Regions from separate parts of the Mus musculus genome. Here regions 1, 2 and 4 are each linked to region 3. A link is a loop called in an ENCODE intact Hi-C map of the cell type or tissue named here. Cell type or tissue: heart. All regions are shown on one strand. Region 1 has its middle 12 kb from the start of B4galt4. Region 2 overlaps Timmdc1 (translocase of inner mitochondrial membrane domain containing 1). Region 3 holds the start of Maats1 (MYCBP-associated, testis expressed 1). Region 4 holds the start of Gm41453 (a long non-coding RNA gene).

Region 1 (8,000 bases), 390 kb before region 3:
TGGAGTTCAAGATAATCCAAAACTGCAGAGGGAATTGGAGGCCATCCTGGCAGTGTGTGTGTGTGTGTGTGTGTGTGTGTGTGTGTGTGTGTGTGTGTGTGTATGTATGTGTGTGTGTGTAGAGAGACAAAGACAGAGAAAGACAGAGAGACAGAGAGGAAAGGAGGGTGGGAGAGAGGGAAGGAAGAAGGAGGAGGATGAGGAGGAAGAGAAGAAGGGAAGGAGAGGGAGAGGGAGGAGAGGGAGGAGAGGGAGGAGAGGGAGGAGAGGGAGGAGAGGGAGGAGAGGGAGGAGAGGGAGGAGAGGGAGAAGAGGGAGGAGAGGGAGGAGAGGGAGGAGAGGGAGGAGAGGGAGGAGAGGGAGGAGAGGGAGGAGAGGGGGGAGAGGGAGGAGAGGGACTCTAACTGGACCTGTAAGGCAGGCTGTATGACAATAACAGGTCAGAGGAGAGAAATGTAAAGATATTCTTATAAGGTTCTTTTTCAATTTTATTTTACATGTATGAATGTTTTGCCTGCATACATGCATGTGCACACATTGCATCCCTGGTGCCCTCAAAGGTCAGGAGAGGGCATCTGATCTGGCAATGGAATTACAGGTGGTTGTGAGCTGCAGGTTGTGAGTTCTGGAAACCAAAGTTGAATCTTCTGCCAAACTGTTGAATGCTGTTATCCGCAAAACCATCTTTTTCAGCCCCTATTGTAAGACTCTCATGCTATATAGTACATAGCAAAATTCCTACACTATACATATGTAATACTTTAAGATATGATATATCATAATATAAGCTTTCGAACAGCCACTAAAATGACAAAATTGCTACCAGTAGTTGGGTCAGGTCCCTGGGATTGCCAAGTTCTTGGCCTTTTATTCAAAGAATTGAAATCAAAGCACACACAAGTTTGCAAAAGTAGCAAGGAAGCTATACTTAATGTGAAGTGATAGAAAAGGTCAGAAGACAGTGCAAGAGACCAGTGGCCACATGAGCCCAGGTACTGAAGAACTCCTGTTTATGTGTGGGGCTGGCTTCCTTTTATGGAGCTCAGTAAAACTTTAGTTATTAAGGGGTATAGTGAGAATTATTCTCTCCTCTTACTGATAGATTAGGTTATGTAATGAGTTTTCTGTGGTATGCTCCCCGTCCCATAAGTCGTCTGATTTTAATCATAGGCATGCCTGAGTATGCATAGGTGTATGTGTAGGTATATGTGTAGGTATATGCACAGATATATGCATAGGTATCGGATGGTAATTAGGAGATTCTCCCCTAAAAGTTCACTCGAGGACACAATTTTGCTTAATTGTGAATGAACCCAAAACCAGTTCAGACCAGATCTGTATCTCCATACTTTGTACCCAGATACATTGGAAATGTATTTGAATAAAAACTGCCTTTCGTGATCGAAGTGCAGAAAATAATGGGACCCTAAATCATGAATCCACTCCCAAGGCTCGGGGACCATCACTGAAGATGGAGGAGAAAGACTGTAAGAGTCAGAAGTTTGAGAGAACAAGCGCAGACCACTGTCCTCTGGACATGACAGGACCTCTGTCTGCACTCATGAACTTATGTGGTTATCCACCCAAAGCCCACACAGGACCAAACCAGTCAACATAGCAAGGAAGCAGAAGGGCTCATGAGCTCCCACCACTCATCAAGAAACTATCAACACCTGGTAGCATCTAGGGGAAGAAAGGTAGTTTTACTTAAGAGTCTGGAGCCATGCGCAGTTGACCATGTGACAGCCCCTAGAGCAGAGGTTCTCACCTACCTAATGCTGTGACCCTTTAATACAGTTCCTCGTGTTTTGCAGACCCCTAACCATTCTGTTGCTGCTTCATAGCTGTAATTTTGCTACTGTTATGGGTGTTAATGTAATTATCAGCACTTTCCAATGGCCTTAGGTGATCCTGTGAAAGGGTCCTTTGACCTCCAAGGGGTCGAGACCCACAGGTTGAGAAACATTGATCTAGGGCCCCCACATAGGGGATGAATATTATCAAAATATATTGTGTGAAAGTGCTAAAGAATTGATTTTAAAAATGTTTCTGAAAGTTGTCCTCTGGCTTCTGCATAGGTGCCATGCCCTTTTCCCCAACACATGCCATCACTGCCATCCACATACAAAGAAATGAAATGTAATTATAAGTTTTTAGAATGAAACAGGAACTATAGATCAACAGCAGAGTGTGTGTCTAGCATACTCAAGTCCCTGGATTCAATCTTTAGATGGGGCGGTGAAGGGAGAGAGAGAAAGAGGGAGGAAGGGTGGCGAGGGAGGAAGGGTGGCAAGGAAGAAAGGAGGGAGGGAGAGAGAGCACCACATATACATAGACACAGACACAGAAAGGAAGAAAGAAAATGAAAGGCCAGTTTTTGCTGTTGTCTTCAAAATCAAGCAAAAACAAACAAAATACCTCAAAGTGAAGATTATTACCTTATTATCCTTAATATAAGGATAAATAGATTGTTTTATACCAGTAAAAGATGAGTCAGCTCTTAAGGGTAAAAAATCTAAAATATTAATAAACCAATAACAGACCCTCAGTGCATACACAGTTTTTTAAAAATCCTGTGAGATATGTGCTAAGAAATGGGCCCATCCACAGTTACAGCCAGAGATGAAATATTCTAGTATCAATAACCCAGAACTCTAGATCTTGGATCCCCCACTCCCTCTAGAACTATAAACTGAAGCAAACCTCTTTTCTTTCTATGTAGGTGTCCTATGTAGCAGCAGAGCATTAACAAACCCCCCACTAATATTGACCAAACAGGAATTTAAAATTGCCAGACACGGTGGCACACACACCTTTAATCCCAGCACTTGAAAGCCAGGTGGCTCTCTCTGAGTTCAAAGCCAGCTTGGTTTACATAGCAAATTCCAGGCCAACCAGAGCGACATTGTGAGACCCTATCTCAAAATAAAAAAAAATAATAAAAATAAATAAAATAAAAACACACATGGCGAAGAGGAAATGGAAAGGCATTATCAGAGGCTGAAGTTCCTGTCATTCACAGCGGGGAGTTAACAGACAGTGAGGCAGTTCCACCAGGAAACTGACGTCAGCGATGCCTGCACAGGCATTACAACCGCAAGGCTAATCACCCAAGGAACTGAAAAGGACCTCTGAACAAGAAAAAATGTCCCCTTTACTACTTGATGGTATTTTGGTTGTGAGCCTAGCCTTTAACGGCTGAGCCATCTCTCCAGCCCTATTTGATGGTATTTTGTACTTTCCGAATTCTTTAGCCAAACATATGTATTGCTTTTAAAAATAAATGCCCCTTGTTTGGTTTTATCATTTTCCTGTTGCTTAATTTTAGATTTAAGACACATGGGGAAAGTTTAATATGTCTATTTTTAAAAGTTTTATGGTCTGTACATTTATCCTTTCCAGACAAAGCTCTGCCACTTCACAGTCTGACTCTACACGGCGTTTTCCAAAGAAACACTAAACCACATCCAAAAATAACAGAAAGGCAATTTAAATCTTCATCTCCGTACCACGGAAACATCAAAGGAGGATTCATTTCGTTAGACAGAACAAAATTGCTTAAAATCCCCTCTCCGACTGTCTCTCAATACCTCACGCCATATGGGAGATGATCAATCTTTCCCCTACTCCTTGTTGGGGAAAGCCAGTATGATGTGATAGTCCTTCCAAGGGAAAGTCTAACTTGAAATTTAAAAACCTACCCTAAATGCCTGAGATTTATCCTGCTGGTTTTGAGATCTCTAGCAAAACCCTTGTTTCCTGCTCTGGACATCCTAAAGTAGGTTTTATTCGTCTTTTCGTTCTCAGAACTAAGTGCCCCCGCCTCCGTAGTAGAGCTACACTGATAGCGGTGTCTCTCATACCAAATGCACACTGAAACTGTGAGTTTGGAATATTTGAATTTGGAACATTTGGAATACAGCTTTTATGGGAATGGGAGTGGGCGTGGGTGAAAAGGAAGGAAACGAATGTTTACTGAGTATCTACCGCGGGGCAGACTCAATGCCTGTGTGGTGTGACGTGTCTCTTGGTGTTCTGTTCTGGCTCAGTAATTCCCAAGTGGAGCATGAAAGGTACACACGGAGAAGTACAGAAAGTTCAAATGAGCCCCCGTGGAGCTCCGATGCTCTCCACTGTATGTGCGAACACACACACTATAAAACCTTCCTCTACCCTTAGCGCACATAAAAGGGAGACACGAGACGCTTTGCCAAGAAGGCTGCATCTGCAACCCTGCTTGGACTATAAACGTTAAAGATGAGAAAGGAAGATAAATAACTTCATGGAAACTCTGGGGTGGGTGTGCAGATGGCTCTGTGTAAACATGTGTATGCTACACGTGTATTTATAACAAATACAGATTCAAAGATGCCCACTAGATGGCAAACCCACATCTCAAATGTTAGTGTTGACTGAGATTTCCCCCTTCTGGAGGTCTGGGGAATTTTAAGAACTCAAGCCAAATTCCTGAAAGGCCGAAATATTGTATATAGTTTAAGACTACACAAATAAACTCTGGGATGGTGATCTTACAGATAATTTCTAGGAATACAGGGTAAAATTACATCACCTCTTAACTCTACAGCTACTCATGGACATGCAAACAGGCAGTATTAATATAGATGGATTCCCTCAGCAAACCATCTATGATTGTGGGACTAAAGCAAGTGACGAGAGGTAAAGATGAGATTCCAAGCAGCCTCTCTCCTGGGCTGAGATACTGAGCCAGGGTGTGCTTCCTGCCTCCTGTCTCACTGAGGCAAGTGGGGAGGAGCTATGAAGAAGCTACTATTGCCCCACACCTTCTTGCCTTCCTCCTCACCACCCAGGTTTAGCTGACCCCGCGCTACAGGACCTAGTCTGGACTCAACTCTGTAACACATTATCGAATCCTATCTAGTTCCTCCCTCCACACAAGCAAGATTTGCCAGCAGTCTCGCCCATATCCTGTACAGACTTGAGCAAACCCTGGTCTCATACGCCCCTGAGTATATCTTTAGAATTCTTGCCTTGCAACCAAGGGGAGTGTGTTAACCACGTGGAGGTTCACTGAGCTAGTTAAAGCATATCAAAACATAAAGGTTGCGAGTGTGTGTCTTTTAATTCGAGAATCCAGAGAACTCTGGTGGGTAGCGAGAAGCGTGACCACCACCACCACCACCGGGAGCTCAGTGCGGTTTAATAATTTACTGCTACGCACCAGACACTCTGACTTTGGGACTTTGGTACATCCAGCTTGCCATCAATCTCACAGTATGCTGCACATCCCACCAGTGGAGGGATGATGCTGTCTTCCAAACTCCACATGTCCACATCAATCCCAAGGTAGACATAGGGAATGCGCTCCACTGTGTTTGTCAGTGTTCTGTTGCTGTGACAAACATCGGAGAAAGTTATCTTAAAGAAAGGTGTGTCCCGTCCACCCAAATTATAGAGGCGTAAGTTCATGGTCTGCCGGCTTCGCTGAATGTATGCTGAGGTAAGACAGGGACGTCATGGTGGAAGGGTACGATTAAAGTCAAGCTGCTCACTTTATTCCAAGCAGATTGGGGAGTGGGCAAGCCTGGGGCAGGGATGACTTTCAAAGGCTTGCTTCTAGTAGTCATTTTCCAGATAGGCCTCACCACTAATCACGTGTTTAACAATGGATTCACCAAGTAATGGTGAACACCAATGAACAATGGATTGATGAAGTTACAAGCCTGCTGATCCAATCACCTCTCAGTAGTGTCACCAGCCAGTGACACTTCTTCTCTACATAAGAACCTTCACTATATAAGCCTTATATATGTATAAACCGTAATGGTCTGTGAATGTATTGACAGGCCAGTCCAATCAATGAATAAATACGAAATACAAATACATTTCACAGACTTCCAAAAATCTGTGTTCAGGCCCTGAGATAGAGGAAGAAGATAACTCACCAAATCTGTCACGGAGAAGTGGAAGCCTATGGTGACTCAGGGAGTCAGAAGGAGGCACTGGGCTGTTCCAGGGGCTCTGCAGAGCCTCCCTTTCTCTGGTTCCCAAACAAACACCTTGGTGTCCTTCAAAATGTGATAGTTCCCTTTGTTGCAGGTACCCGCAGTCACTGACGTCTTAAAAATACTAGATAGGAATGTGCAATATTATTGTTACAAAAATGTTCTATTCTAGAATGTATTTGGTGTTATCTTACCGTTCCTAATTTATAAACTGAATCTGCACCTGGGTATGCATATACAGAAAACGACATTGTATGAAAGGTTTGATACAGTGTGACAAGTCCTGCAGTTTTAAGTCTCCATTGAGATCTTGAAGCATCTTCCTGTGGATTAAAGGGGAGCACAGTATGTGAAACGGTCCTTGACTTCCCACAGCCCACTGTCTCCTACAACCACAGGGACCTCTGTCTATTTACAGAAGTCCTCCTTGACCACCCTGGAGCTGCTTGCTAAGACGAATGTTTGTGTACAGTTGTTTAGCTATCATCCCAGCTGCAGCTATAGATACTGCCTGGAGACTGCACCAGGAGAGAGCTTCCATAACAAAGCACGGCAAACTGAGTTTAAACAAAAACACTACGTTGTCCTACCACTGCAGATTCTAGAAATCTAAGGTTAAGGTGCCCTTATGAGGATTCGCTCTGTCTCACACTCTTCTCAAGTTTCTGGTGGCTTTCTGGCCATCTTCAATGCTCTTTGCTGTCTCCATCACTGTTCTACTGCTGTCAAGAGACACCGTGACAAAGGCAATTCTTATGAAAGAAATCATTTATTTGGGGGCTTGCTTGCAGTCTCAGAAGCTTAGTCATTTACCATCATGGCAGGGAGTGTGGCAGCAGGAATGGCAGGTGTGGTGCTGGAGAAGCAATTGAGAGCTACATCCTGATCTGTAGTGTGTGTGTGTGTGTGTGTGTGTGTGTGTGTGTGAGAGAGAGAGAGAGAGAGAGAGAGAGAGAGAGAGAGAGAGAGAGAGAAGGGGGGTGGGCGGGGGGAGGGGGGCTGGGCCTGGTGTAGGCTTGTGAAACCCCAAAGTCCATCCCCAATGACACTCTTCCTCTAATAAGCCTGCCCACACCTCTTAATCATTCTAATCCTTTCAAATAGCACCACTCCTTGCTGACTAAACACTCAAATATATTAGCCTGTGGAGCCCATTCTTATTCAAACCATCACAGTTGCCCTGCTGAAGCATCATTCTAATTACTTACATCCCTACATGGCATCTTTCCTGCATACAAACTTCCTGCTTCTATAAGCATGCCTGACATACTGGATCAGACCTGTTCCAGTTAACTGACTCTGGACTGCACCATGACCATTCTATTTCAAATAAAGTCACATTCTGAATTACTAGAGGTTAGGAGTTCAGCAATTTTGGAAGAGTATAATTCAACTTAACACAGGCTGTATTTTCTAAGGGAGAAAGTAGAATACACCCTCTAGTTTGAAAATAGGACAGAATATTGGCACTGAGACTGTGGGGGGCAATCTTATCTCAGAAAGGATTTTACAATACCTATAAGAAGATCCCAAATTATAGAAGCTCTGCCTAACGTGTAATATTAGAGTCCAAATCTGTAGATATTTTAAAAATAGAAAGGACTCCTATAAAAATCAAATGAATATGCAAAACATAGAGACACAGACGTGAATACTGATATGTACACACACATGCACCCACACACACATATACACACATATACACACATATACACACATACATCTTTGGAAAAGTCACAAGCATATCAGACTGTGTATATTTGACTAGCTTCGTTTAGGTTCCGTATGAAGGGATCAATACTTGTGTAGAAACCATTGAAAACTCAGAACATTTAAACTTTTTTTTTTCAAATGTGATTTTGGTTAACTGGTACCACTGCCCCCAAACTACTCTACAGCTTTGTGAATGTGTGTGTGTATGTGTGGTGTGTGTGTATATGCATCCAAGAGGCATAATGAGAAACAGCAGGAATACCAGCCCAATTGAAAATGTTCTCAGATGACGCCGGGCATGAT
Region 2 (8,000 bases), 160 kb before region 3:
AATTGAACCTGGGTCCTTTGAAGATCAACCAGTGCTCTTAACCACTGAGCCGTCTCTCTAGCCCCATTTTTGTTTTTTTCAAAGACAGTCTCATGTAGCCTAGTTTGGCTTTGAGCTTGACCTGTAGGTGAGTCTGAGTTTGAATTTCTGGTCCTCTTGCCTCTAAATCAAATGCTTGGATTAGAGGTGTGAGCTACCATGCCTAGTCTGATGTGATGTGGGGTTTGAACCCAGACTTTCATGATAAGGAAGCACTCTACCAACTGAGATACCTTCTTACTTCCTTTTTTTAAAAAAAGATGTGTTTATTTATTATATGTAAGTACACTGTAGCTGTCATCAGACACTCCAGAAGAGGGCATCGGATCTCATTACGGATGGTTGCTGGGATTTGAACTCAGGTCCTCTTTTTTATTTTTTTATTTTTTGGTTTTCGAGACAGAGTTTCTCTGTGTAGCCCTGGCTGTCCAGGAACTCACTTTGTAGACCAGGCTGGCCTCGAACTCAGAAATCCACCTGCCTCTGCCTCCCGAGTGCTGGGATTAAAGGCGTGTGCCACCACGCTCGGCTTGCATGCAGTGTTCTTAACAACTGAGCCATCTCTCCGGGCCTTACCTTCTTACTTCTAATAGGATATTTTGAAACTCATTTCAGTGACAGTAGCAGCCAGGAGATGAATGGCGTGTTCTTTGAGTGAAATGGTTTTCCCTCTTCTTCCCCAGCACAGTGAACACTGGACTAACTGTGTATCGAAATAAAGACGCCATGAGCCATTTTGCCATTGCAGGAGGTAAGGCAGTTTTATTCTCGTTCACATTTTAATTTCAAGTATGTTTAGAACATATAGGATTTATGAATCTGAACTGCAGATTTTTTTGATTGGCTTCACACTGTATCTTTCTCAACATTCATACAAAATGTACTTATGAATAGCCTCATATTTGACCCTTGGTGGTTATTAAAACAGACAGATCTTCCGCTTTCATTAAACGTTGCCCATGAGGACGGGCAAAAACAGATCCTGTGACAGAAAGTGACAAGTAGGTGTGACATGGATATGACATGGATGATGTTGGAGGAGACCTTTCAGATCATTTAAGCTGCCACCGGCAGACTGGGAAGGAGCAAACTGGAGGACAGTGGGCTAAACAGGGCGTCAAGAGGGGCTCTTCCCAGGGTTCTGTGGAAGCAGGGAGCTGTCTCAAGCACAAGGCTGGGAAGTAGCTTGAGGTGAGGCTGGGCTGTGAAGTACAAAGATCAGATTTTCCCATGGCAGGAGTTTGGGTTTCTTTCAAGCCCCATTCCTCTAGCAGTGAGAGACCATTTATGGAGCACAGGACTGCTGACATGCCTTTTATCCCGGCACGTGGAGCTCTCTAGAGAGGAGCACAGGAAATGCTGTAGCCAGGAAATTGTTTAAAACAGTTACAGTCAGGGGCTTCTGTCACCGTTAGCTTAAGGATTTGGTGATGTTTGGGGCCACAAGTTCAAGGCTAATCTAGGCAGAATCTAAAAACTCTATACCTTTAAAAAAACAAAACAGAACCAGAGAGAGCAATGATAGGGATCTGTGTGTGCTCAGGAAAGACGAGTGTGGGCCCTGAAAGCTGCTCTTCTTGGTTGCTTGTAACTTCTTCTGGGCACAGAAAGTAAAAGCCAGGAAAGATAAAGTAAACTGAAGCTTACATGCGTCGTTTTCTAAGCCACGGACAAATGCGTTGGCTAAAGGTAGACACTTTAGTCACAGCTTACAAGGAATTGTTGACTGACTCTTCCCAGGAAGCAGACATGGAAATCATAAAACTCAGAGCAGACATCAGTGCCCGTGCTCCTCAGGAAAACATATATACTGGATCTAGGCAGGCACTCCTGGAGAAGCAGAGCGTGTGAGGGGTGCGGTTCAGCTCCAGGGCTGTCTGCTTTCAAGCTGGGACTCCCAGCTCACAGCCATAATCCAGCACTTGGAGGATGGACGCAGGAAGATCACAAACTCACACTCTTTCTTGTCTGCATAGAGTTTGGCGCTAGCCTGGCCCACATGAGCCTTTGTCTCAAAAAGATAAAAAGTTCATTTTCAACAGTATTAACAGCAAGACATGGAAAAATGGGGTGTGGGGTGGGGGTTGGAAATTGCTACTGAAGGAAACTATCTCTTGGACAGACGTGACAAAGGATCAAGTAATGTCAAAGTGTAATGGTAATGAGTCTTCACGTACAGATAGATAAAGATAGGAAATTAGACAGTAGTCAAAGTAGCTGGTGTTGCTAATGCAGCGGTGGGAGTTAAGTAACAGTTCACTGCAGGACTAGGGCTAGGACTCAGTGGGCAAAGCACTTGCCATGCAGATGGAAGGGCCCGAGTTCAAATCCTCAGAACCCTGTGGGAGCTAGATACACAGCATAGGTGTCTGTGATTCCAGCGTTCCCACTGGGAGATGGGATGTAGAGACGGGGGGTCCTTGGACAGTTAGGGTGGAAAAACAACAGAGTGACCCTCGTCTTGAGAATGAGGAGCCATATCTGAAGTTGTCCTTTGAACTTTACATACATGCTGTGGTATATATGCACACATGCACATGAACGTGCATCATACACAAACACAAATGTACATTTTTACACTCACAAAAGTATTAAAAATTTGCTAAAGAACTCAACTGTAGATTTAAGCAAGCAGAGGGAAGCATCGTCCAGGCATGGTGTCTTCATAGCTGTAAACTCAGCGACTGGAAGGTAGGGGCAGCAGATGCCTCATGCTTGAGTGCAGTGTGGGCTGGAGAGTAGCAGAATGTGTGGAAAACAGTTTTTGTTTTCTGTTCTTTAAGAAAGGGTTTCTCCATGTAGCCCTGGCTGTCCTGGAACTCACTCTGTAGACCAGGCTGGCCTCGAACTCAGAAATCCATGTGCTTCTGGCTTGGAGCCATCCCAAGTTCTGTACTACCAGCCCAGCTATAAATTTTTTTTTTTAAGGAAGACAGTTGAAACAAGATCAGTATAGAAAAAGTAAATGAATATATAATAGTTAAATAGAAGTATAAACCTCAAACTAAACACCTAAAGTTTTTTACCACCTAAGATGGCATTAGTTGTAAAGAGGAAAGATAGCTGGGATGTATTAGTGCAGTTGGTGGAATGCTCCCGTCCTATGCACTGCTCTCTGGGTTTATTCCTCAGCACCACACACACTCTAGGTGGTGGTGCATGGCTACTGTACACTCAGAAATAAGAAAGTAGAGGGCAGAAGGTCAGAGGTTCAAGGTCATTCTCAGCTCCCTGCTGAGTTTGAAGCCAGCATGGGTTATAAAGCTGTGTCCTAGAATTGGAATTCTGGTGAGAAGAGGTGCACTCTGTGTATTGACCAGCAGGTGGCACTGTATGCTAAATGCTGCCTCTGCAGGTCTGCCTGATGCACAGTTTAGTACCCTAAGCAGTACAGACCAGTGAGGCTAGGAGAAGGCATAGTCTTCTGGGGCAGGTGAAGGGCTTTGTTGTTACTGTTGCTTGTTGTCGATGGTCGGGCACTTGGAAGGCAGAAACAGGCAGAACTCTTGTGAGTTCGAGGCCAGCCTGGTCTAAAGAGCAAGTTGCAGGACAGCCAGATCTATACAGAGATATTTATCTGGTAGGGGAACAGAGATGTGGGGGATGAAAGAGGTGAAAGGTGTGGAGGAAGGTGAAATAAACTGTCAACTTTTAAGAAGAAATGGGAAAGAAAAGACTGGGATTAGTGCCATAGGAGGGACTGAGGGTTCATACTTACAAAATGTTTTCTTTCTGACTGTAAAGCAGGCAGAAAGTTACCTTCATGGCTGTTACTACATCATTCATGCTGGGTTCAGAAAGCTCACTTACAGGTCTGTGTTTTTTGTTTTCTGTTTTTGTTTTTTTTAAACATTTATTATATGTAAGTACACTATAGCTGTCTTCAGACACACCAGAAGAAGGCGTCAGATCTCATTACAGATGGTTGTGAGCCACCATGTGGGTGCTGGGATTTGAACTCAGGACCTTTGGAAGAGTAGTTGGTGCTCTTAACCACTGAGCCATCTCTCCAGCCCGAGGTCTGTGTTCTTACTGTGAGAAAATAGAAGTGCAGCATCTAAAGATGATTTAATATTGTTTTCTTTCCCCTTTTTAATAGCTGTCACAGGAGGTCTTTTCAGAATAAACTTAGGTGTTCGAGGCCTGGTGGCTGGTAGTATAATTGGAGCGTTGTTGGGGTAAGTGTTCACTTGGTTTAGCCTAACTGTCTGTCTACTAAAGAGAATAACTATAAAGAGCAAATTTAGTCCTCCGAGACTTTAAAAGATATATGTCTTATGTCAACAAGGGCTGTGACTATTCAATTCCTTATTGGAGGGGGGAGAGGTTCTGAGAGGATTGAACCCAGGACAGCCAGAGCTACATAGTCATGGGGCTCTCTGTTCAGTTCCATTGCAGCTCTTTCCCATGTGATGAAGTAGACAGGTCATGTGAACATCCCGTCAGTCATCCTGTCCCCAGCTGTCTTTGCTGCAGTGCTTTTGACACTGCCTTGACATCCTTGCGCCTCGGTTTTTGGGAAGGCGCTTACAAAGACAGTCTAGTCCTGCCATCCTCGTGTTTTCCCGTTGACGTTCTTCTGAGTGGGTTACCCTTCCTCTCTGCTTTCCTACCCACCCACCTTCCGACCACTCTGTCAGGGTTGGGAGACACTGTAAATTACGGTTTTCTTTTCTGGAGGGAGGGGACAGAGAGGTTTGAGATGCTCTGTAGGCTAGGCTAGACTTGACCTTGTTATCATCCTTGATTTCCTGAGTGCTAAGATTATAAGCATGATATATCATGCATAGCTAGATTTATGGACTTTACAGGTTTGTTTTTTTTTTTGTTTTTTTTTTTTTTCAAGACAGGGTTTCTCTGTATACCCTTGGCTGTCTTAAAACTTATTCTGTACACCAGGCTGGCCTTAAATTCACAGAGATCTGCCTGCCTCTGCCTCCTGAGTGCTTGAATTAAAGGCATGTGCCACCATGCCCGGCTGATATGTCTCTACCTCCCCAGCACAGGAGTCCCCTGTCTCCACCTCCCCAGTACAGGAGTCCCCTGTCTCCACCTCCCCAGCACAGGAGTCCCCTGTCTCTACCTCTCCAGCACAGGAGTCCCCTGCCTCCACCTCCCCAGCACAGGAGTCCCCTGTCTCCACCTCCCCAGTACAGGAGTCCCCTGTCTCCACCTCCCCAGAACGGGAGCGCAGGCACATGCTGCCACACCTGACTTTTTATATGGATGCTGGGCATCCAAGCTCAAGTCTCCTCTCCAGGCCCTAATGAAGTTGTTTTGTTTTTTGGTTTTGATATTTATTTATTTTTATTTCATATATATATATATATATATATATATATATATATATATATATACATACATATATATATGTATGTATGTATCATTAGGTCCCTTGGAAGCAGTATAAATTAAACCTGGGTCCTCTGCAAGAGCTATAAGTGCTCTTAACTGCTGCCCCTAAATCAGTCTCTTAGGATGGACCTGGTGACATAGCAGCTGTCAGGTATACCAACCAGACTCTAGAGTATGAAGATGTTTAATGACTCTGTCCCTCAAAGCTAGTAGTTTCCTTCTTCCACCAAAGGATTCCCATCCATGTCTTCCTCTCCAGGGCTGGTGCTATATGGATAAACTAGTCCTTGCATTTCCACTCTCTGTCTGTGTGTCTGTGTGTCTTTTTAACTACGTATTGATTGTGAGCTTCCATCATGCTCCCCAGTCTCACTTGTCTCCCCACCCCCTGGTATCCACCCTTGCCCTTGCAGCTTCTTCCTCCCCCAGTAAAAAGCACAAACAAGACAGGAAATACAGCAACACACAGAAAGCACCGTGGAAGCTGTGGTGTGTCACAGTGTCACACAGTACACCCCTCTGCCCACACACCTTCGTTTGCAGATGTTCACTGCAATGAGTCATCGTTCTGGTTTGAGATCTCTGGCTTCTGTGACACCCTCAGTATTGGATTCTCAGGAGGACTCCTCCAGGTTATCCTGTGGTTGTCCTGTGTCATGGAGGTCCTGCAGCTTTGGATCAGTAGGACTGACCTTTACATGTGCCCTAACGGTTCACAGAAGATACAGAAGTTAGGGTGGCCCAACTCAGAATCCTACATCTAGACCAGGGTGCTAGCTGACCTGGTCAGCCCCTGGCTACTTGTCTTCTATCTAAGCCACCCAGTGCTGCCATTGGCAGGAGGCAGGGTCAGCTCTCCCACTCTCATGCCCTCATGTCTCCAGAGCCAGTGCCATTGTGCCCAGTCAAGGTGTGGGGCCCACTCTCCCAAGTGCTGCTCCTTCTCTCATGCTGTAGGAGCTGGTTCACCCACTCCCTCTCCACCAGGATTAGCTCTATTGTGCTGCCCAGGCTAGATGCAGGGTCCACTTTCCCACCAGTGAGAGGCAGGCTCAGCTTTCCCACTCTGTGACCTCTGGGCCAGCTCTCCCAACTACCACAGGAGGTGAGGGGTAAGGGGTGGGAGGGCATCACCCCCTTTCCCACCCCACATCACAGCAGATGAGTGGCAGGGCCTGCTCTCTTATGTTCACACCCACTGGACCAGCTCACCTGCTCCCCCTCCACCAGGGCCGACTCTACTGTGCTTCCCAGGCGAGGTGCAGGACCTGCTCTCCTGAGTGCTGCAGCCAGCGAGGGGCAGGGTCAGCTCACCAGCTCTCATGGCAGAGGACATGATTTAACAAACAAACAAACAAACAAACAAACCATTTCTAGATCTATTGCTGTTTTATACCAGTCAAAGAAACTACAATGATTGTTTTCCTTCATTGTACAACCCAGGAAGAATATTACCTTAAAATTTTCTCTGTACCTGACCGTGCTCTGCTGTAGATGATTAGGGCCCTCCTGTGTTGAGCAAGCTAATGACTTTGTCCTTGAACTTTGTGTTCTGCCCTCAGCGCGCCCATGGGAAGCTTGCTGATGGCCCTGGAGAAGTACTCCGGTGAGACGGTTCAGGAGAGAAGGCAGAAGGAATGGAAGGCCTTGCACGAGCAGAGGCTGGAAGAGTGGTAAGGAGCCTGGAAAGGCACAGCCCAGACAATGGACGGAGGATCTCAGAAGCACTGCTCCGGCCGCGGCAGTTTGCTCTTCCTGAGCTGTCAGTCCATCTAGTCTGTATTGTCTTCTAAGTCTGACCATTAGAGAGCAGGAAAATGAAAGGCACTGATTTTACTTTTTAATCTGACCAGGCTGTTTCTTTAGGTGTGTCTGTCTGTCTTTCCTTTCTTTCTTCCTTTTTTTCTCTTCTCCTCTCCTCCTCTTCCTCCTCCTCCTCTTCCTCCTCCTCTTCCTCCTCCTCCTCTTCTTCTTCTTCTTCTTCTTCTTCTCCTCTCTCTCCCTCCCCCTCCCCCCCCCCCCCCCGTTGTATGTGAGAGAGAGACAGCATCAGGTTTAACTAGATTTCCTACCAGGTCATTGGTAAATGGTTGTTTACAAGAGCAGAAGCATCTTAGAAGAGGCTGTACTACTGAAGCAAGCATCTTCCTCAGTAACCACTAAGACTTTAAAGACTTTCTCAGGGACAGGGGGGACCTCCTGAGCCTCTCTCCCATCCATGAAGGAATTGTGACTGGCCCAACCTTGTGCAAGTGTTGTGCGGGTGTTCACAGCTGCTCTGTGGCCACAAGGTAGTGGCCATGCTGTGCCGGGAAGATGGTTTTCATAACCTAGTTCCTCCAGCTCTGAAAGCCTTTCTGCTCCTCCTTGGGCGGGCAGTGATGTAGACGGGTGCTTCTATTTTTAATCCATCAGGGAGCTGAGGCAAGGTGATCACCATGAGTTCCAGGTTTAGATATCGAGACGTGGTCTCATGGGGAGAAAAAGTGAAACCGTTATCTGCTAAGTGTCCACATTTGAAATTTGTCGTCTTGATCTAGTCCAAGAGCTGAAGTGGATACACTAGTTGTCCATGGATGGATGCCACTGCAAAGCATGACCATGTT
Region 3 (8,000 bases):
ACGAGGAAAGAGTCTAACGTTTGGTCCTCCTATCACACAGAAATTAACTTCCTGTTTCTCCTTTTCCTCTTACATCCAAATACCTAAGCCTACCTTTAATCATTAAACACCCAACAACATAAACATCAAAAGAGATCTGGTAGCCACGAGCAACCAAGATGAATCGTTCTTCAGAAGGTTAAGGGTCTGTGATGATAAAATCCTAAGAGTAGTCACAAGAGCCCAAATGTACTGAAACACCCCTGTAATCATGCTCGGGAAGCTAAGACAGGAGACTCCTCAGGAGGAGGCCAGCTTGGGCTACATGGCAAAACCCTGTCTCAAAAAGAATAAGAGGTTCTCCTATTACCATCCTTACCAGCAGATGAGAAGACTGGGTGTGACAGTGAGTTCCGTATAACAGCTAGCTTCCCCTTACCACCGACACCCACTGCTAAACCTTACAGAAATGCGGGACTCGTTCAACACACGTGTGAAGCAGACTTGTTAAGTACCTTGCATAAGGTCACCAACTTGGAGGGAGAAGATTCAAAGCCTGACTGTATTTCTAAGCTCTGAGTCTTGAGCCACACCAAAGTCTCCTTAAGCAGGTTACCTTGGTATTTCAAGAACCTTGGTATCAGATCGATCTTTAAATTCTCCATTTATAGGTAGTGATAATAATAACTGGTTACACTCTTATTACCTTACAATACCAAGGAATACTTTGTTTTGTGTATTTTTCTATTTTTATTTTGAGACATGGTCTCACTCGGATGTTCAGGCTAGACTTAAAACTGTTTCAGTCTCTCCGGTAATGAAATCACACCATGAGAATCCATATTTGTTTCTCCGAGTATTTTTCTGCTTTGATGGGAGAAGATGGAGATGCATAGCCACACTGAGGACTTCAGTATCTGCCCCAGAACCCAGGCTACATAAAAGGGAGGAGACCAAACAAAACCTTTTGTGACTTGATGATAAAGTCGATGAACATTAATATCACCTCTGTCCTGTAGACAAGTTTTACAATTTGTTTTTATGTGTATAGGTGTTTTGCCTGCACACCATGTGTGTGCAGTGCCCGCAATAGCTAGAAGGGGGTGTCAGATTATTCTGGGGTTGGAATTACACAAGATTGTTAACAGTCGTGTGGGTGCTGGGAATCGAAACTAGGCCCTCTGGAAGGTCAACCAGGGCTTTTATCCACTTAGCCATCTCTCCAGCTCCAGACAGGTTGACTTTTAACTTCTTGGAAAGGGTATCCCTTCAGAAATGTATCCTGTGTTCTACTATTCACACGTTTCGACCAAAAAAAAAAAAAATTACTAAAGATTACCTGAAAAATTTACACCTAGGTCTTAGTAAATCTATCACAGCTGGTGGTATAGTATTGGCTGGTAACAAATCTCCACATATTTTAAATGCCTTTAAATCAAGAAGCATCTTTACGCACTTCTATTTATCTGGGTCTTATCCCTAAGAAGACTAAAATGCAATCGTAGTAAGGAATGAAGGACGAGAACCTTGGGATCAATGTAACCTCTTGCCCTCTCCGTTGACCCCTAACTGAGACTGGGGTGCGGGATCAGGGAGCAGAGAGGACAGCGGAACTATGGGTCCCTGCATCTCCAGAGTCCCAGAGAGCAGAGTGGAGCCGAGCTGCTAAAGCCCGGGCTTCCCTCCCGGGCTACGCACTGACCACGCATCACGCGCCTTCTTGGTTTCCGGGCAGGCACAGCAGGGCTTCAGTGGCTTCTTCTCCTGAGCCTCGGGCGGGGCAGGGCTAGCGGCCGCCAGTCCCGGCATCTTTCCAGGCGAAAGCAACTATGAGCGCACACGCGCAAAGCTCCCAAACTCCGACTACCCTGAGCCGTCTGTCTCCACTTCCGCAGTCAATCGAAGGGGGACAGGAAGTCCCGCCTCTCCGGACGGAAGTAAGTCTAAGAAGCGCGTGCGCAAAAGAAGTGGTACAAGGCCTCGCTCCAAGGGCGTGGCGTCAGCGCTGGCGCAAAGGTTAAAAGGTCACCCAGAATGGTTTTTGTTTTTGTTTTGTTTTTGAGATTGTAATTTAATTACATCATTTTCCCTTTCCCTTTCCTTTCTACAAATCCTTACATATACATACCCATTCCCCACTATCCTTCAAATTCATGGCCTTTTCCTCCCTAATTGTTATTGCATGCTTATATGTATACATGCATACATATATTCCTATATGACCCATTCAGTCCAGTATAATGCTAACTGTATTCGTATTTTCAGGGCTGACCTTTTGGTACTGGACAAGCAGTAGCAGATCCGGGTTCCACCCTGGGATATTTTATGGTCTTTCTTCCTTCCTGCTTTGTAGACATTCTGCAGATACAGATACAAAGGCCCCCTACCTCCTATTTCTCTCCGGCATATATGCTAAATTTTCAGATAATATATCATGACACAGTAGTCATGAAAGAAGATAAGATTTTTTTCTACTTTCAACAACTGTGATGGGCTGTCTCTGTCTCTCTGTCTCTGTTTCTCTCTCTCTCTCTCTCTCTCTCTCTCTCTCTCTCTCTCTGTGTGTGTGTGTGTGTGTGTGTGTGTGTGTGTGTGTGTGTTTTGGATAAGTAAATGACATGGTAACTGATACTGAAAGTGTAACCCCCTCAGTAGAGCTCCATTGCTTCAAATCAACCATTCTAATTGTATTCAAGTTCACTAAGATGTACAGCATTGAGTGGCTTCCTTAAACTAGCTGTAGGTCAGGAAAAAAGTGGTTTGTAGTTATTTATTGTATGTATCTGAGTACACTGTAGCTGTCTTCAGACACACCAGAAGAGGGCATCAGATCTCATCACAGATAGTCATGAGCCACCATGTAATTGCTGGGAATTGAACTCAGAATCTCCAGAAGAGCAGCCAATACTCTTAACCAGTGAGCCATTTCTTCACACACACCCAAAAAAGTGGTTTTAATTTTAATATAAATATTTATAGACAAAGTCTCTAGCCTAAGCTGGCCTTGAATGATCTGTGGATGACCCTGAACTGATTATTAAATGTTGGAATTACAAGTGTGTGCCATCCTTTCCTGGTATATAAGGACTTCCTGCATGTTAGGCAAATAGTCTACAAACTGGGTTACATACCCTCAGCTCCTAAACTGGTTTTATTAATTGTGCAATCAGATATTTGTCATTATACCAATTAACAGAATTAAAAATGCCTTTTCCTGGCATTTCTTAAATTCAACTAGGATCAATATAATCTTCAGCATCACAGCTTCCCTGTATAGAGTTGAGCGTGAGAGGCATTTAATCTTCATAACAAACGGAGGTTCAGAAGGGCATATGATTCATTCAGAGCTACATAGCTCATGAGGTTCCATCTCTCCCCATGGTCCATGCACTATCCTGTGCAATGTATCTAAAGGCAAAGTAACTTTCACTTTCAAACCACTCACCTGTATTTACTGGCGCTACTGCATTTTTGTGTAGAGTAAATGAACAAAGAAGAAAAAGAGTAGAACTGGAAAATGTAAGGATTGTGAGGACTGACTTTGATACAAATTGTAGACCACAAAAAGAAGGAGCAGAGGAGGAGAAGGAGGAGGAGGAGGAGGAGGAGGAGGAGAATTGGAACTTTATTGCAACTGATAAGTTTTCCTCTCATTTTTCCCTTTGTGAAGGAAAGTTCCTGGCTTGAACCACACATCACTCTGAACTTCCTGAAAGGCTGATCAACTGATTACAATTTTAGAGATCTTAGTAAGGCTGGAAGGTTGCTGGATTATAGCCAAGTAGTATTGGAGCAGCTTTAGTCCCCACATAGTGGTCTTTTACTGCCCCCTTCTGTATGTGATCTAACATCTTTGTGAGCATTAGGTAAACCCTTTGGAATCTATGAGCAGACCCCCTCCCCCCAACCCCCAGTTCCCACCAACCAAAAGGCTGAGAAGATCATCAGACACCATCTGAGGCTATGGCTGAGATTTTCTTACCTTCCTGTGACCTGTCCACCTAATGTTTTTACCGCTGTGTATGGGAAGTGTCTTGATTTATGATTTTGCTTCTTTACTATAAAACTACATGGGAGTGTCATATCACCATACTGGAATGTGGAATTTAGGGTAGTGTGAAACTGTTCCCAGACCCATAATCATCCATATTTGTTCCCAGAATAAACTGTCTCTTATCCCGTGTGTGTGTGTGTGTGTGTGTGTGAGAGAGAGAGAGAGAGAGAGAGAGAGAGAGAGAGAGGGAGAGGGAGAGGGAGAGAGAGAGAGAGAGAGAGAGAGAGAGAGAGAGAGAGAGAGAGAGAGAGACTGGTACTGATTAACAACAGTCCTCTCAGGGAAAGAAATCTCCTTCTTCTTGCTTCCTTTAACTAGATGCTTCTGAGACTGTAATAAACCCTATAGACTGTCTCTTGAGTGCTATGACCTACAATAGCTGCTTCTTTGAGGTAAAATGGCCTGCCCATGGAAAAAAAAAATACAGAGCAATCTGGGAAGGATGAAACGAACACATTCCAGCACTCGGGAGGCCAGAGCAGGAAGAATCAGAGTTCAAGGCCAGCCTGGGTCTCATAGCAAGGTCCTGTCTATAAAACAAACAAAAGGTCTCCTTTCCAGTGGGAGACATTTACTAATTTGTACTCACCAGCTTAACTCTTGTTTTAAGATGGTCTAATTAACTTATCCATTCGGGTTACTTTTTCCTTTTACCCTTGATGAATGAGTAAGCATTAAATTTCACTTTTCTTTCTCTGCCCACGTGCTTGTAGACTGAGATGGTTTATTTTATATTAAGTGGACATTAAGAATACAAAACATGGGCTGTTGAGATGACTCAGCAGGTAAGAGCACTGACTGCTCTTCCGAAGGTCATGAGTTCAAATCCCAGCAACCACATGGTGTCTCACAACCACCCATAATGAGATCTGACGCCCTCTTCTGGTGTGTCTGAGGACAGCTACAGTGTACTTATGTATAGTAATAAATAAATCTTTTTAAAAAAGAAAAAAGAATACAAAACATAACGCAGTTATTGTTTCCCATTTAATCCCAAGACAAACATTAATAAGATATTCCCTAGAGAAGAGCTATGGTAAGATGTTAAATTGAAGGGCCTGAGAGACAGCTTAGTGGGTAAAGACACAAGTCACTGAGCCTGATGACCTGCCTTCAGTCTCAGGACTCAGATGGTAGTATGCAGTTAACAACTCCACACATGTACTATCGTGTGTGCGTGCACATAGTATTTGCATGTCTGCCTCTGAATTTAAAAAAAGGAAAAAAAAAAGCTTTCCATTTCCTCTGGGAAAATACATATCATACAATGTTCTCTGATTTCTGGATGCCTGGAAAGTCTGAGTTTTACCACATTTGCAAGCCAGTTCATATGTGATGGCTGAAACTATCAAACTCCTGGGCTACAGATAAAGGACATTTTATCACTTGCAGCAGGGCATTATACAAGTTTCCAGAATCTCATTTCCCATGGGCAATGTGAAAAAGACCAAATAGTACAAAATTCTTAAGGACAAGAACTAAGAATGTCTCACTCCCTTTGGCTTAAAGGGCAACACTGTCTCTATCACTGTCTCTATCACCCATCACTCTTTCCTACTCAGAGTCAAGGACAGACAGTGGCCCCTCCCTTATAAGACAAAGGGAATCAGCCCCTGTGTAGAGTTCTCTCAACATGATTAGAATTGGGCTGGAGAGATGGCTCAGCGGTTAAGAGCACTGATTGCTCTTCCGAAGGTCCTGAGTACAAATCCCAGCAACCACATGGTGTCTCACAACCATCCCTAATGAGATCTGATGCCTTCTTCTGGGGTGTCTGAAGACAGCTACAGTGTACTTACATATAATAATAAATAAATCTTAAAAAAAAAGATTAGAATTAACTTTGTTAGTGATAATAGCGAGATTATTTTGGACTAGTGTGTATCTCAGTAGTAGAGTGCTTATAGCATATGTGAGACCCTAAATTCAATTCCCAATGCCACAAAAATAATGAATGAATAAATAAATGAACAATATTAGTTCGAGGCGTTGGCTAATTTTAAGGTAAAATGATACTATGAAATTTCTTTTTAAAAGAAGAATGGATCATGGGCAAAAGCTGACCCATTTCTGCCTCTCTAGTTTTCATTGCAGGATTTATTTATTTATTTATCTATTTAAAGCAGAGACTACGCATGCACCATAATACCAAGAGCAGCAGCCTGGAGATAGAGTTCCTATTACAGAAGCCAATGTCCGCTTTTATACTGCTCCAAGGCCCAACACACAGGAACTTGGATTTCTCCACCTTGTGGAAAGAGGCTTTCAGAAATGAAAGTACCGCCAGGCTTGGTGGTGCACGCCTTTAATCCCAGCATTTGGGAGGCAGAGGCAGGCGGGATTTCTGAGTTCGAGGACAGCCTGGTCTACAAAGTGAGTTCCAGGATAGCCAGAGCTACACAGAGAAACCCTGTCTCGAAAAACCAAAAAGAAAGAAGGAAAGAAAGAAAGAAAGGAAGAAAGGAAGGAAGGAGAAAGAAAGAAAGAAAGAAAGAAAGAAAGAAAGAAAGAAAGAAAGAAAGAAAGAAAGAAAGAAAAGAAGGAAAAGGAAAGGGAAAGGAAAAGAAGAAATGAAAGTACCCAATTCTAGCAGGTGAAGAGATTTCCCATGGATTTCTAGAAGATACTGGCGGCAAGGGCGGTCACTAGCAAATAGCTCTTGGTTTTCTCAAGTAGCCCTTTCCCCAGCATCTGACGTCAGCTCTATTGGGCAGAATCCCTATCCCTTAGCCTCTTCTTCCTGGCCCTGCTTCTTTCCATGCTAGATTTTCCCTTTCTCTTGACTATTCCCTTCCAGTACCCAGCTCCTCAGGTCGCCCCACGTCTTGCCTCTTCATTCTGCCAGGTTTGTTCACCCTGTATCCCAAAATCTACTCTGTCGCTCCTTTCTGCCTCTTCAAACTGCCCCCAGAGCCTTTCCCCCTGCCCTTTCACTTCTCCGCCCCGCCTCCCCGCCTCCTGAAACTCGCCCCGCCCCTTATCCCTGCGTGCTTCTGCGGTTGCCATAGCTACGGTGTACACAGCTACCAAGCCTCCCATAGCTGTTTTTCTGCTGGCGGGAGGGAAAAAGGCAGCACCATGAGCCAGACAGTGACCATCCAGGAACCCAGGCCCAATGATCAGAGGATTCCGTATCAATGCAGAGAGGTGCGGAGGGCCAAGGGCGGATTCGCCAATCGAACGTACGATTACCTGTACGGTAAGGACTGCCCACTCCTCCTGGGAGCTAATGTAACCTGGTAGGGTGTGCTAAAAAACAAGCTCCAGGACAAACCCTCTGGCTCTGGACCGCACAGGTGGGAGCCCTAAGTCCCAAGTACGCTGTGGGCCACGCGCTCTGCAGCACTTCGGAAGCCACAGGTGTGCGCAGCTTCTCCAAGTGCCAGACGGGGGTCACCCCTTTTCCCTCTGATAATTTAATCTTCCTGAAACCTAGTCTGGTTTCAATCATTCAGGTGCACATTCATAAAAGTGTGAAGTGAGCCGGGTGGTGCATGCCTTTAATCCCAGCACTTGGGAGGCAGAGGCAGGTGAATTTCTGAGTGCGAGGCCAGCCTGGTCTACAAAGTGAGTTCCAGGACAACCAGGGCTACACAGAGAAACCCTGTCTTGAAAAAAACCAAAAAAAAAAAAAAAAAAAAAAAAAAAGAAAGAAAGAAAGAAAGAAAGTGTGAAGTGATTTGCAGAGCTGGAGAGGCACGCAATGCATTCAAACACACATGTCCAGTGAAAGTGATAGTGATTTTCCTGCCCCAGGTTCTGACAAATCCAAATTTGGGGTTCTGGGTAAAGAGGTTCCAGTTGGCTTCATGTTTGTTTTCAGTGGTTTCCTCCTCTTCCTCCTCCCCTCTTTCTCCAACCTTCTGTTAATCAAAACATTGTTGATAAACTCAGTGCACCCATTCCCCTAGGACCAATTAAATTCCGGTTTATGTTATGCCCTGATTTTCCATTTGTGGTCTTCCTC
Region 4 (8,000 bases), 140 kb before region 3:
TTTTACATCCCAACCATAGTTTTCCCCACCCCCACCCCGTCCCCCTCCCTCCTCTCCTCCCAGGCCCTCTCCCCCACTTTTCCTCTGCCCCCACCCCATCCACTCTCCCACCACTTCTCTTCAGAAAAGGGCAGGCCTCCCACAGACACCAACCAAACATGACATATCAAGTTGCAGTAAGACTAGGCACCTCTCCTTTTAGTGACAGCTCTTTTTCTTATACCACCCAGGGTCACCTGCCCCTGCCCAGGGCTAGCACCACCCACAGTGGGCTCAGCCTTTCCACTTCAGTCATCAAGCAATCAAAGGCCCAGCAAACTTGCCCGTAGGCTTCCTGATGGAAAGAAATCCTCATTCAAGGCTTTCTCTTCCCAGTTAACTCTATCTTGTGTCAAGTTGTCCGAAAGATCAGCTAGCACGGTGCTGAAAGAAAGATTGTACCTCATGAGCCACATAATACCATGTATCCCACATGGACAGAGAAGAACTAAAGGAAGACGGTCTGTTCAGCTAATGCTTCTTCAGGCCCGAAGGTAAGGCTGTTGTTTGTTTCTCTGCTTGCCTCATTTCTTCTGAAACAGCTTCCTTGAAGATAAACATAAATTATAAAAACAAATGAAGAGTCCATAAATCATCATCATCAACACACACACACACACACATACATACACACACACCCACACACACCTGTTTTCCAGGGACATTTGGTAATTTCTGAAAGACATTTTGTTGTTCCTGTTGTTTGTTGAAAGACGCCGAGGAAGCAGAGGAACACCCCTTATATACTAGAATACTACTGGAACAGAGTATTATTCGGCCCAGTAATGTCAACACTAGTAGTGGTGAGGATGACAGACACTGAACTGGAGAGCAAGACTAGTAAATCATACCAGAAACACTATGAGCCCACTAAGCTTTGTATCCTACCCTTAAGGTGAGCCTCTCATAGCATAGTGTTATGGGGTCCTCTTGGATCCAACATAACTCAAAACCTCAAATCAGCGCAGAAAAGAAAAGCTCATTGCAACCAAGCCACGACTGATTGATTGATCAGGAATGCAGAACAGACTGGGGAGCTGAACTGCAGCCCCGAGACAGAATGCTATAGAGCTTTTAAGCATAAAAATCACAAGCCATCACCATCCATGCCAAGTGCATTTTCCAGCAACCATGGTTCAGGGATAGGGGTCCTCCCTGGGAACATTCCTTTGTGGTACATGTATTTTGTTCTCAATAGTCAGTTTGCTCAGTCGTGGGAAGGTGGCTTGCCCAGCAGTCACTTCTAACTTACCAACCAAGATGTCACTCATCCAGGGAGGTCTTGGGAACTTTGTTTGACTCCCTATTCTAAATGGAAGTTTTATTCAAAATGACTTCAGTTTGGTTCCTTCTTACAATAGTATCTGGTGACTTTTATCTGAACTTTAACCTTTTAAAAAAATTTTTTTTTCGGATGCTGAAGGTTATGAAGTTATAAAAAAAGGTTAAAGCGGATGTTGGTCTTCTAATTTTCATTTGCTCAGTGTATGTGACTCCTAGTCTAGTTGATAGCTTCAGGGTGATTATGGTCAGATGTCTGAAATAGAAATCTCTGTTTTAAAACCCATAGTGTCCTAGAAATCTCTTCTAACCAACTACTCCATCTTTGATACAAAAGTGCCTTTTGGGGAAATGAGGATTGGTAAAAAACACTTATTGCATCTAACTTATCAAGTCTTTTTTAAAAAATAACTTTATAAAGGATTTATTTATTTGATGTGTATCAGCACACTGTCACTGTGCTCAGACACACCAGAAGAGGGCTTCAGATCCCATTACAGATGGTTGTGAGCCACCATGTGGTTGCTTGGAGTTGAACTCAGGACCTCTGGAGGAGCAGTCAGTGTTCATAACCACTGAGCCATCTCTCCAGCGCAACTTATCAAGCCTTAATGACTTCTTCCAAAGAAAGACTCTTCTTTCAGACCTTGCCATGCTACCTATCCTCTGAATGCAAAGATTAGAGAATCAGTCAGCAGTAGAGATACTTTCAAAGTAGTCAGCAATCATTGGTGTCTCCAAGAAAATAGAAAGTTTTGGAAAACCAACAGGGATTAATCTCAGATGCATCCTTCCTTTTTGAAACAGGGTCTTGTCACAGTCTCAAAGTTTCTTTGTGACGCAGTCTTTCTGTTCTCCTGTTTCAGGCTCATGAGTGCAGAGATTGGAGATGTGTGCCACTCGAGTTAGCTTTCAGACTGGATCTTAAGAGCAACAACTTTTTTTTTTTTTTTTTTTTTTTTTTAGGGCAGGGTTTATTTCAGTGTCAGCAACAGCTTAGCCATCAAAAAATTAAACTCTACCCAGGGCGACAGAAGTCTCTACAACGAGGCTAAGGGCTCAGTCGCCAGGCGGCAAACATCAAGGGTGCATGGCGGGCACTGCCCGGGTAATAAGTTAGGAAGCAGCAGTCTGATGGTGGCGAGGACCAGCTTCACTTCTGGGCCGGCATGAGGTCGTCGATTGCCTGACCCTGCTCGAGCCGCTGCTCCATCTCAATGAGCAGTTTCACTCCGTCCACCACCATCTGCACCAGCTCCACCTCCGAGAAGCTCAGGCGGTCAGCATTGGAGACATCAAACACGCCACAGACAGCAGCGGAGTCCACGCCACCTGTGCCTCGCTTCTGAAGCCGCAGCCGATTGAGCACCTCCGAGAACTTCTCGTGCTTCCCCAGGTGGGGCAGCTTGATGTGCACACCTGCCCGCAGTCCGGTGCCCAGGTTGGAAGGGCGTGTGAGGATGTAGCCCAGGTGAGGGCTCCACATGAACTCATAGTTCTTGGACTTGAAGAGAGTTTCGATTTGAGTGAGGCCGGTGCAGAATCGGGTGAACACTTCCTTCATGTTGCCCCCCTTCTTCATGGAGATGACCCGCAGGTGGTCCTCCTCGTTGATCCACACCAGGAAAGTCTTATTGTCATTGTGCCATATGCCAGCAAGCATCCGGCCAGTCGCGGGCCATGCTGGAGGCCAGCAACAGAGGCGACACAGGCTTGTCGAAGAGGAAGTGGTCGTCAATGAGCTGCTGCTGCTCCGCCTCGGTCATGCTCTTGATCGCATAGAACCTGCCAGACAGGTCGCCATCTAGGCTGGACAGAGCTTCTACTGCCAGCTTCTCGATGGCGCGGCGCTCCCCGCGGCTGCAGTACGGGGTGGGGTGGGGGAGCGGGGGGGGGGTGTAAGACAGAAGCCGCGGATGCTGCGGCCTGTGCGCACCAACGAGCTCAGCACGTAGTTGGGGTCCAGGTCATTGCCACCCTGCAGGTTGTCTGGGTTGAGGTAGGTCTTGTGCTCATCACTGGGCTGGTAGCTGCCGTGCCGCTCCTCAATAATGGGGTCGAAGAGTTCCTTGAATACGTCGTAACTCTCCTTGTCGCCTGCCACTGCACCCACTGTCATGATGTACGGGTGGCCCGGATTGTCTACGCCAGTCTGAATGGCGTCGTCCAAAGTAAAGCCGCTCGGCGTGCAACTGTCACGAAGCTCGGCATACAGCTCGGGGGTCAGCACCTTGGCCATATGGTTGTTGTGGCTGCTCAGATCAGGGAATTCATCCTCGGCCGGGAAGCGCAGCTTCTGCGTATTATGGCTGTTGGAGAAGGGTATGGCGAAGGCAGCGGGCGGGATGCCTGTGCTTGCAGCTCCTGGCGCAGCGCAGAAGAACGACCGAGCAACAACTTCTTATCTTTGGAATTTGCATGTCTAGAAGAATGCTAGGCATACAGTAGGGGTCCAGGATATATATATTTTTAACAGTGAGTGGCCAGAACATGATGAGAACATTTTTTTAAAAAGATTTAATTATTGTATCTAAGTACCCTGTAGCTGTCTTCAGACGCACCAGAAGATGGCGCCAGATCTCATTACCAGGTGGTTGTTAGTCACCATGTGGTTGCTGGAATTTGAACTCAGGACCTTCGGAAGAGCAGTCAGTGCTCTTAACCACTGAGCCATCTCTCCAGCCCGAGAACTTTTTTTTTTTTTAAATCTGAAGTTGCCATAGATTTACTGTAAATATGAGCAGAGATTAGACTGATATACTGAAGATGTGCTGAGCCCTACTTACAGTGTCTGGTCTTCTAGGAACTGATCGTGATAATAAAAATGGTACTTACTGTGCTTACAGAAGCATTTGATGATGACAACGATGACGACGACTGTTATTACTGCGCCGAATCCTGCCCCAAAGAGCACAAGTGTGTTCTTGCTATCAGGAGGGTCTTCTGGGGCTGTGGAAAGAAAAGAATCGGTTGTGATGTGCTTCCTCCTGCTGGGTTCCCATCCTACACCTCTTCAGTATGTACCTGTGGAGAATCTTTTACTTTGCCAGATCATCTCATGGACACACAATTGCTAGCATTCCCTTGCACTGTCCTATATCCAACGATATAGATATTGCACACGAAAAAAAGTAAACTGAATTCTTGCACCTACCGAGCTAACTTGGCATGGGGAAGATTCTATGGAGAAAGCGTAAAAGCTAACTTGTCTTCTTGGCTCATTTCTGTGGCTGCTATGGCCAGGCCTTATCGATGTCATAATCTAGATATACCTACTTATTCTCCTCTAGCTCTGCTGTGCCTCCTCCCGTTCTCTTGCATGTTCTCCTCACGCCCTCCACCTTCACTCATGTTCCACACAGTGGCTGCCTTAAGGTTTGGGAGGTGCTCCACATTCTCTTTAAGATTGATTGATTGATTGATTGATTTTCCTTCCAGGTTTAAGTTTGGGGAGGGTTAGGAGAACTAAGAATGACTAAGAATTGGTATTAAGGGATCATTCTGGAAGTCACTTTTGTGGGCTAGCTTCTAATGAGCTTCTAGATTCATGAGGCGCAAAAGAGGGATACAAAGACTGCCGAAGCAGGAGGAGAAAGAGGTTGGTGTGTGTTGCTGCCATCCAGTTCTCCTCACTGGGGGCAACAGCTATGCCATTTATTTCTCAATCTTTCTGGGAATAGCAACATCTGACAGCGATACCTTTTGACAGGAATATTAGCAACACCACCTCTCTGGCTTCTCTGGAATGACTTACCAGAAATTATTGAACACTAACTCGTTTTCGATTTTCCCCATTACCAAGCCTCCTGGGTGAGGTTTGGCTTTCAGCTTATTTGAGCATTTGACACCACGGACTCCCTTGTCCTCGGTTTCTCTGCTTTGCACTCCTGTTTCAGCTTGTTACACTCATCTTTCTTTGCAGGAACGTCTTCCTCTTCTCAGCTTCTAAATGCCATTGATTCTGTAGTGTTTGTGTGGGCGTGGTCTGCCTTTATCATCTAACCCACACTCAAACCTTGAAAGGCCACCTCATTTCTAAATTTGAACATTACAGGTCTTATCTCATTTATGGACCCCAGATGTATTATAGATCCAGCTGCTGGCAAAATGGTTGGAAGCCAGGTGATAAAAACTAAATTGACTGTTTTCTTTCTTTTTTTTTTTTAACATTTATTTATTTATTTATTTATTTATTTATTTTTATTTTATGTGTATGGAATTTGCATATATGTCTGGGCACAACAGGACAGAAGAGGGCATCAGATTTCTCTGGGACTGGAGTTAGCCACCACGTGGGGGATGGAAATCAAGGACAGCTCCTCTGGAAGAGTAGCCGCGCTCCTACCTGCTGAGCCTCACTGTGTCCTTAAAGCACATCACCTGCTGCCCTCATGTACCACTGCGGTGAGTGGTACCCCTAGTCACCTCAGCGAGAGTGACACATTCTCCTTGTTCCCACCTCCCAGCGGGCTTCTGTGGACTTCCTATCATCTAGCAGAAGACTCCCGATTCCTAGCCCCACCCCCATCACCTGCCGGAGTTTGGATCTTTCTTACCTGCCTCCTACTAGCCTCCAAATGCATCTCACAAATGATCACTTGCCTTAACTCTGACTCCAAATGATGATGGCTGTCTGGTTAGTGAGATTTTCCTTAAAAGCTCTCCATTTACAAAAACAGACTCCATAAGTAGGCAAAGCAATCATACCTGGACCAAGCCTGACCTACCACTTGCTTTAAAATATAAAGTTCTAAATGGGATGCAGTGGCTCATGACTCTAATCCCAGAAGTAAGGAGGCTGAAGGTGGAAGACTATGAGCTCAAAGCCATCCTGGGCTGCATAATGAGACACCATGTGTGCACATGTTTGTGTGCATGGCAACAGAATCTGTATGACCTGAGAAGTCTAAAATACTATCTGAACTTTTTCTAAAACAGTTCCAGCAACTTTTGCTCTAAATTTCACATATACCCACATTCCAAAACAGCATCCAAAGTAAACTATAGTCAAGCTATGAATACATATCAAACTTAACATAAACCTCACCTTTAAAAATAATATAGAATTCATTAGTGATAGAGCTATAAAGTAAAAATAAGCCCTGAATGAATAAACAATTTTCACACTATGAGCCAAGACACTTTAAAATAAAATATTAGAATACATAAAACATGATTGAGATTTTGAGTTTTGAGTGTTGAAGTCATGCCAAACACAATTTGGTTTATGTTGGGGACCAATGTTTTCAGGAAATTTTCTTATTAGCTACAAAGGAAAATAGTTGAAAGACTCAATCTCAGATCTGAATGGGAAAATCACACACTAGACTGAACCCATAAGCCACCCTAAACTGCCTCAACTATAAAGAGGTAGGCATAAAGTGGCCAACAGTGCATATTTAATGCATGTGTCCCAAAGACTGTCACACAGCATTGCTTCTGTACTGTGCACATAGCTGTCCTTAGGATGGGGCTAAGATGGGAGGAGAGTCCTAGGTGCATCTCTGTATACTCAGCCATCCAAATTGGCTGTTCACTTTCATGATAACCTGCCATAGGTTTAAGATACATATAAAAGGAATCTGTCTTATTTTTTCACTTGTAGAGAAAGGGAACTTTACAAGCTTATTACCTGTACAGTAAATTTTTGACTCAAAATGACCTTGTTTTTTTTTCACCCTGGGCCTTGTTCTCAAAGACTTCTATCATATAACTTTACTGGTTTTTTTGCTTTGGATGAACCAGTAGGTGGGATCAAACCTAGGGCTTTGGATGTGTTGAGCCAGTGCTCTGCCCACATCCAGATTCAACCAGTAGTTCTAAAACCAAAAATCCACTCCAAAGAAGCCAATGATTTTGGTACCATGGGACCATTAGGAGCAGGTAACCTAAAGCAAAATGCCCAAGTGGGGGTTGGGGGAGAGAAGGGCAAAATTTAGTGTTTTCAAAAAGAGACATTACATAAATTGCAAAATGACTACAGATGGTTAGCAGTTCTTAGGCCTGCCTATAAAAGTTAGAATATTTATTAAAATAAAATAAAAGTAGTCTAGTAAGATCACTATTACATTTGTCCAGTGATGTAAATCATAATCACACATCCTGTATGTCTAAAATGATAAAAATCTCCATCAAAATCAATAAGTTCAATTCTAAAGTGGAGCTGTGGGGTTAGATTTCTAGGTCCTGTCTAGTAGGCACTTTCCAGCGTCATGTTGCTTACGTTTTTCCCAGGTGAAGTCCTCTGACACGTGAGCATCTCCATATTTAATGAGACACTTAATGGTGTGGTTGCGAGTCGTATTGAAATCTAGTTGGCTACTAATGGTGTACAATTCAGATTCAGGATCCTGGGAAATTGTCGTATTGATGCCAGGTAATTCTCTTCCATTTTCCAACCAAGAGAAGCGAGGCTTTGGGAAACCCCCGGAAGCAAAGCAGGTAATCCTTTTAGTGTCTGCAGATGGGTTTCCAGACTCAGTTATGTTGGGGGTAGAGAAGTCAGCTAGAGGTAGAACAAGCATACAGTTATACACGGGTACAGGTCTGCGTGCTTAGTTATATGTGAAATAAATGATCAAGGTTCAGTGAGACTGGCAAAATGAGATTGCATTTGCAAGACTCCATAAGTCATTGGTAAAAGAGCTGCTTTGAACTGACCATGCCGGTTGTCTCCCACC

The links. A loop is a pair of places that touch in the nucleus more often than their neighbours do. Peaks named below come from ENCODE experiments on the same cell type or tissue, not always from the same donor. Only the 100,000 strongest peaks of a DNase experiment are listed, where the experiment ranks them.
Region 1: it touches region 3 in a loop (2.8-fold over the local background); 8 of 42 quality-filtered maps call a loop at or near these places.
Region 2: it touches region 3 in a loop (5-fold over the local background); 27 of 42 quality-filtered maps call a loop at or near these places.
Region 4: it touches region 3 in a loop (6-fold over the local background); 29 of 42 quality-filtered maps call a loop at or near these places.

The regions. Positions count from the first base shown.
Region 1 is chr16:38,726,174-38,734,173 of GRCm38, reverse strand. No RefSeq gene overlaps it. Among named protein-coding and RNA genes, the nearest start is that of B4galt4, 12 kb to the left of the region's middle. In heart, CTCF peaks have their summits at 3,056 and 4,407; DNase peaks (open chromatin) are centred at 3,063 and 4,103; H3K27ac peaks cover 1,443 bases.
Region 2 is chr16:38,501,629-38,509,628 of GRCm38, reverse strand. It overlaps Timmdc1 (translocase of inner mitochondrial membrane domain containing 1), which reads left to right. Exons shown (of 7, transcript NM_024273.2): 4 at 723-790; 5 at 4,139-4,217; 6 at 6,957-7,067. Among named protein-coding and RNA genes, the nearest start is that of Timmdc1, 17 kb to the left of the region's middle. In heart, a CTCF peak has its summit at 3,359 (motif pointing right); no DNase peak of the experiment used is centred here.
Region 3 is chr16:38,340,889-38,348,888 of GRCm38, reverse strand. It overlaps Maats1 (MYCBP-associated, testis expressed 1), which reads left to right and starts at 7,029. Exons shown (of 17, transcript NM_001081025.1): 1 at 7,029-7,232. The coding sequence starts at 7,112. It overlaps Cox17 (cytochrome c oxidase assembly protein 17, copper chaperone), which reads right to left and starts at 1,890. Exons shown (of 3, transcript NM_001017429.2): 1 at 1,682-1,890. The coding sequence starts at 1,788. In heart, CTCF peaks have their summits at 2,793 (motif pointing right) and 3,805 (motif pointing left); DNase peaks (open chromatin) are centred at 1,888 and 7,018; H3K4me3 peaks cover 2,891 bases; H3K27ac peaks cover 3,995 bases.
Region 4 is chr16:38,478,889-38,486,888 of GRCm38, reverse strand. It overlaps Cd80 (CD80 antigen), which reads right to left. Exons shown (of 5, transcript NM_009855.2): 3 at 7,544-7,825; 4 at 4,156-4,269; 5 at 1-585. The coding sequence ends at 488. Gm41453 (a long non-coding RNA gene) reads left to right here and starts at 4,006. Exons shown (of 3, transcript XR_876066.2): 1 at 4,006-4,336; 2 at 5,375-5,442; 3 at 5,566-7,415. It also overlaps the pseudogene Ck-ps3. In heart, a CTCF peak has its summit at 3,880 (motif pointing right); DNase peaks (open chromatin) are centred at 3,058 and 3,518; H3K4me3 peaks cover 1,457 bases; H3K27ac peaks cover 441 bases; H3K27me3 peaks cover 270 bases.